2 separate regions of the Homo sapiens genome follow, and region 1 is linked to region 2. The links are chromatin contacts, found by Hi-C or POLR2A ChIA-PET in ENCODE. All regions are on one chromosome and are shown on one strand. The core of a region is the stretch at or near the end of the contact, and the rest is flanking DNA. Distances in the headings are between cores, read along the strand shown. Region 1 overlaps KIAA1549. Region 2 holds the start of LUC7L2 (LUC7 like 2, pre-mRNA splicing factor).

Region 1 (2,700 bases), core at 165-2,664, 480 kb after region 2:
CTATCTTGGCTCACTGCAACCTCTGCCTCCCAGGCTCAAACGATTCTCATGACTCAGCCTCCCGAGTAGCTGGGATTACAGACGTATACCACCACACCTGGCCAATTTTTGTATTTTTAGTAGAAATGGGGTTTTGCCATGTTGGCCAGGCTGGTCTTGAACTCCTGGCCTTATGTGATCTGCCCACCTCGGCCTCCCAAAGTGCTGGGATTACAGGCGTGAGCCACCATGTTCGGCCTGTTTTATAATTCACATAAAAATATTTCTTTTGTTGAAAGTCGTAATGAAGTAAAAATTAATGGAGGTGGGGAGCGGGGAGGGAGGCTGCTTGAGATCCATTATGGAGCCCTCTTCCATGTTGCCATGGGACCAGCGTTCCCTCTCACTCCTGCGGGTGGTACAGCTACCGGCTCTCTTTAGGCTTCTTGGCAAGGCTGTTGACGACTGTCCCAGGTCATGTGGCATATTAAGGACCCACCTTGCAATGGAAGCTGAGAGAACACTGTTGTTTCAGTTTTGGTAAATTGGAGGTTGTGCTTTATTCCTTTTCCAGCTGACTGTTTTTGGAAGGTGACTAGGCCCTGACACATACCCTCATGGCCATCCATGAACCCTTAAGAGATTATTTACTCAGATGTCACTGTGTTCCCAGCTATTCTAGCTTTAAAATAACTCAAATCATAACCACTGGATCCCCTTAGTGAAGATGTGAAGGGAGAGATGAGGCAGGAGATGGGCTGCCATTGCTGCGTCTGTGCATAATTGTAGTTTTTCTCTCGCTCCCCTTTATCATCAGGAATATACCAAGTAGGTAAGGATTGCAAAATACTCAGCATTCTTTTATGCTCTCCTTAGATTGCATGTGTGCAAGTGTGTGATTTTTAAGTAGTTAAAACTTCATTTGAATTCCACAAATTCCAAATTCTAGAATTTCATGTGCAAACCAAGCTGACACTGACTTTTGCATGTGCTAAGGAGCTTGCAGTGCTCGCTTCAGCAGCATATAGACTAAAATTGAAAGGCAACAAAGAAGATGAGCGTGGCCCCTGTGCAAGGATGACATGCATATTGGGGAAGCATTCCATATTTTAAAAAAATTAAAAGAGTTTGCAAAATAGTTTAAATGAGATTGAGTACATATAACAATGAAGTTTTTCAAGTAATTTTGGAGTACTGTACCATTTATAAAATGATTGAGATCATAAAGTAGAATTCTTATCTTTTCATGAAGGCAGATTCCTAGAGACCTTTTCAAGGTAAAATTTTATAAACATAGTGGAGATGACTGTAGTCATTGAGTCATCCGTTTAGCAAATGCTTGCTAAGTGCCTGTGGTCAGGTGCTGGTGATATACAATGAAGATGAGATAAATGTGATTGCTGTCTCACAGGATGTTAACGTGGGTTGCGCACATTAGTAAAGATGTGGTTTTCCAGCCTGGGCTACGTAGCGAGACTCTGACTCTACAAAAAAAAAAACAGAAAAAATTAGCCAGGCCTGGTGGTGTGTGCCTGTGGTCCCAGCTACTGAAGAGGCTGAGGTGGGAGGATCGCTTGAGCCTGGGAGGTCGAGGCTGCAGTGATCTGTGATTGCATCACCACACTCCAGTCTGGGTGACAGAGCGAGACCCTGTCTCGGGGGACAAAAAAAGTGGTTTGACTGTGTTTACTTGTAGATAATGAAATAATATTTCTTTAAAAATGCTCTCTTGCTTTGTCATTTTAGTAATTCAGGCTGAACTATTCTCTTTCATTCTGCTTTGTTGACATTATCCTGTTCTATACAATCCCATATGCTGTAATTTTTTATTTTTTATTTTTTTGCTTACCCAGTCTCGAGTGCAGTGGCACAATCACAGCTCACTGCAGCCTTGACCTCCTGGGCTCAAGCAGTCCTCTCACCTCAGCCTCCTGAGTAGCTGGGACTACAGGAGCATACCACGCCCAGCTAACTTTTTATTTACTTTTTGTAGAGACGAGGTCTTGCCATGTTGCCCAGGCTGGTTTTGAACTCCTGGGCTCAAGCGATCCTCCTGCCTTAGCCTTCCAAAGTGCTGGGATTATAGGCATGAGCCACTATGCCCAGCGTTTTTCTTTCTTTTTAAGATTTTTATTTGTATTTTAACTGATGGTAAGAAAACATATAAATTTATGGTGTACAACATGATGTGTTTTTTGCTTTTATTATTTTTAGTTGATACATAATACTTGCAAATATTTATGGGGGACATTGTGATATTTCCATGTATGAATATACTGTGTGATGATCAAATCAGGGTAATTAGCATATCTGTCACCACAGACAAAGTTATCATTACTTTGCCTTGGGAACATTCAAAATATGCTCTTCAAGCTAATTGAAAATATGCAATAAATTATTAGAGTTACCCTACAGTGCCTACAGGTGCTCAACCCATTCCTCCTCTCTAGCTGTGCACTTTTATTTTTATTTTTTTGAGACACGGTCTCACTCTGTTGCCCAGGCTGGGGTGCAGTGGTGCAGTCATGGCTCACTGCAGCCTTGACCTTCCAGGCACAGGTGATCATCTCTTCTCAGCCTCCCGAGTAGCTGGGCCTACAGGTGTACACCACCACGCCGGGTTATTTTTTGTAGAGATGGGGTTACGCCATGTTGCCTAGGCTGGTCTAGAACTCCTGGGCTCAAGTTACCCTCCCGCCTCAGCCTATCAAAGTGCTGGGA
Region 2 (2,700 bases), core at 193-2,692:
CATTTCCTTAGTGGCTAAGAAACTATCTGCCTAAAGAAGCAACACATAAAAACTACCAAGGATTTTGCTGTGTTAAGAAAGTAATGAACTAGACCTTTCCTACATATTTGAATGTATTTAAGTTGAATTTGAGAGTACATTACTAATTAACATCACCAAAAAAGCAACAGCATTTCATCATTTTATTTAGAAATTCTCTTTATGACAAAGGATAATCCAGCAATTAAGGGCTCTCTATACAGATTCTAAACTAAACGCCTGAAAGGATCTTTGTTCTCCTCTATTCTACTTCACTGGGTACCAAATTTTCAAAATCGTTCTGTTAGGGACATGCAACATTTGTCAATATTTACTGAACAAAGCCTCTATTAAATTGTCTAACAAAATGGAGGTCTCTCGGAAAAACAGGCCATAACATGTTCCTTCTCACAAAATGGGGCCAAACACACCCACTTAAGAAACCATGGTTTGGGTCAGATTTTCCATAAAAATGGTTGTTTCTGTGGGGCTCGAGGGTGCATCTCTGAGACTGGGTTAGTAATAAAGGTTTCCTCCTGACCCAGGAAGAGGAGGGGGAAGCTTCTCTCTAGGTACTCTGGAGGACGGCGGCGAGGGATGATCCCAAAGCTCTGGGTTAAGGAATTATATCGGGGGTGGAGGCCTTAGCTTTCCGCAGGTACCTAACCAGCGACAAAACGGGCCCCCCAACTACGCAACAGAGACGCGGGCTCTCCCGTCTCAGCCAAGTCAACATTAAAAGCACAAACTCTCCTTTCTGCCTCCAGGCCCCGCCTCACCCCATTGGCAGCAGTTCCCGCCAATCCGCATGGTCACCGCCCCCCCTGCCCGCCTGCCGAGCCCTGATTGGATGGGACGGGGGACGGGGACCTCGTGTTACCAATCTGGGAGCCCCTTACTCAGCCACACGCGCGCGCCCAGGTGCGCCCTCGGAACCCCTTCCCTTCGCCGTCCCCGTCCCCTCCCCCACCCCCAGGGCCCTGGCAGAGACTTACCGTCCCGGGAGGTGCCCATCAACTGGTCCAGCATCGCGCGCATCTGGGCCTGCGCCGACATGGCGGCGGCGTAGCGGGCGGACGGGCGGGGGTGGGGCGCAGACCGGGCCCTTTTGGGCTGGGGGATAAGGGGAAGGGATGGGGGAAGGTGCGCTGCTGTCTCGGTGGCCGCCGCCGCCTCGAGGCGTGCGGAAAGGGAGCCGGAGGGGTTGCGGGAAGAGTCCGGACTGCGCTCCTCACGACGACGTGTACGTGGAAGACGACAGCCCCCGACAGCGACCCTCGTGCCCTCACTCTCCGTCCGGTTCTTGGGACAGAAGCGACACGGGCCAAGCAAGCTCTCGCCTTCAACACCGCCACCCGCCAGAAGCCGTCAACCCCCCCTCAAGCTCTGACGCCGCTCGCCGCCACCGTCGCCACGACGGGAGCGCGCACGCTCCTCGCGCTCAGTCGTTTCCCGCGGGGGCTCCACCAACTGGCGTCCAGCTGTATCACTCCGCCCGCCCCGCCCGAGTGGAGTTCCACCCTAACGGCTCTGGGCGCGTGCACGCGCGCTCCTCCCGCCCCTTTACCCCGGATCTCGCGATACTCTGGTTCCTTAACTGACTGTGCAAGCCGGATCCGCCCCGAGGCGCCAAACCTTACATTACATTCCCTCCCGGCTGTAGGGCTGGCGGCTAAGGCTGCGCTGCCCGCGGTGATGGCGATTCAGACCCAAATTAGCAAAATGCGCTAGAGGTTAGCCTGGGCGGAAAGTAAGTAGAGACCATGCCCATCGTCGACCGGACTGCGGTCAGCCTCCTTGGCGTCTGAGGTGGGCGTGCTCGGGGCGAACGCCCGCCCCGAGTGGCGTGGACGCGTCCTGGTTCTCGTGCGCCTTTCCCGGCCGGGAGCAGGCCTGTCTCGCCGCCGCCGGGGCCGCGTTCCTTCCGCTGCGTGGGGCTTTAAGGCTCCTCGGCTGGGAAGTGTCAACTTCAGGAGAAAGCGCCCGAAAGCAGTACCCTAGGAAACAGGCGCGCCGACCCATTCGGATTCATCTTTACCTACAAGGTCGCGGGCGGCTTAGTCTGAATGTGAAACCATAAAAACTCAGCGTATTCTCAGCTACTGGGGAGGCGATCTCGGGGAGCAGGGAGCCAGCGGCGCTGGCCGCAGGGAAGCCTGGATTCTGAAGCCCGGCCCGTGACTGGGGCCTTGGCTTCAGTTCTACCCCTCGTAGGGCTGGTGGAGGTGGTCACACGTCTGCTATGGCGTGGCTGTTAGAACAAACTGGAATAAAATACTTAGCCCTGAGCCTTTCCCTGGTGTTTCTAAAAACTGTTTTAGTAAAATATTAATTCCTTGCCGGGCGCGGTGGCTCACGCCTGTAAACCCCGCACTTTGGGAGGCCAAGGGAGGTGGATTGCCTGAGGTCAGGAGTTCAAGATCAGCCTGGCCAACATGGTGAAACCCTGTCTCTACTAAAAATATAAAAATTAGCCGGGCGTGATGGCGGGCGCCTCCCCAGCTACTCGGGAGGCTGAGGCAGGAGAATCGTTTGAACCCGGGAGACGGAGGTTGCAGTGAGTCGAGATGACGCCACTGCGCTGCAACCTGCGCGACAGAGCGAGACTTCTAAAAAAAAAAATTCCTTAAGTAAGACATAGGTCAGTGTGCAGGAAGAAAGGTTGCTTAAAAAGAAATCTAA

What was found. Hi-C counts contacts between places; a loop is a spot of excess contacts on that map. ChIA-PET counts read pairs that join two places held with the same protein, here RNA polymerase II (POLR2A). Pooled maps may share reads with other maps.
Region 1: a loop to region 2 is called in a pooled map, with 5 times the contacts of the local background. The contact joins the enhancer-like site here to the promoter of LUC7L2 in region 2. A Hi-C loop is called at or near these places in 9 of 50 pooled maps. POLR2A ChIA-PET finds 5 or more read pairs at or near these places in 2 of 52 experiments (H1 and activated T-cell).

The regions. Positions count from the first base shown.
Region 1 is chr7:138,874,750-138,877,449 of GRCh38, reverse strand. All of the region lies in intron 12 of KIAA1549, which reads left to right. It also overlaps the pseudogene RNU6-1272P. Among named protein-coding and RNA genes, the nearest start is that of ATP6V0A4, 78 kb to the right of the region's middle. Within about 2 kb of position 1,414, at least 3 of the 41 ENCODE cell types and tissues checked have a DNase peak (open chromatin) inside an H3K27ac peak, as active enhancers do.
Region 2 is chr7:139,358,636-139,361,335 of GRCh38, reverse strand. LUC7L2 (LUC7 like 2, pre-mRNA splicing factor) reads right to left here and starts at 1,442. Exons shown (of 10, transcript NM_016019.5): 1 at 1,014-1,442. The coding sequence starts at 1,074. All of the region lies in intron 2 of FMC1-LUC7L2 (FMC1-LUC7L2 readthrough), which reads right to left. RefSeq lists a silencer at 748-1,177 and enhancers at 1,408-1,457, 2,178-2,307.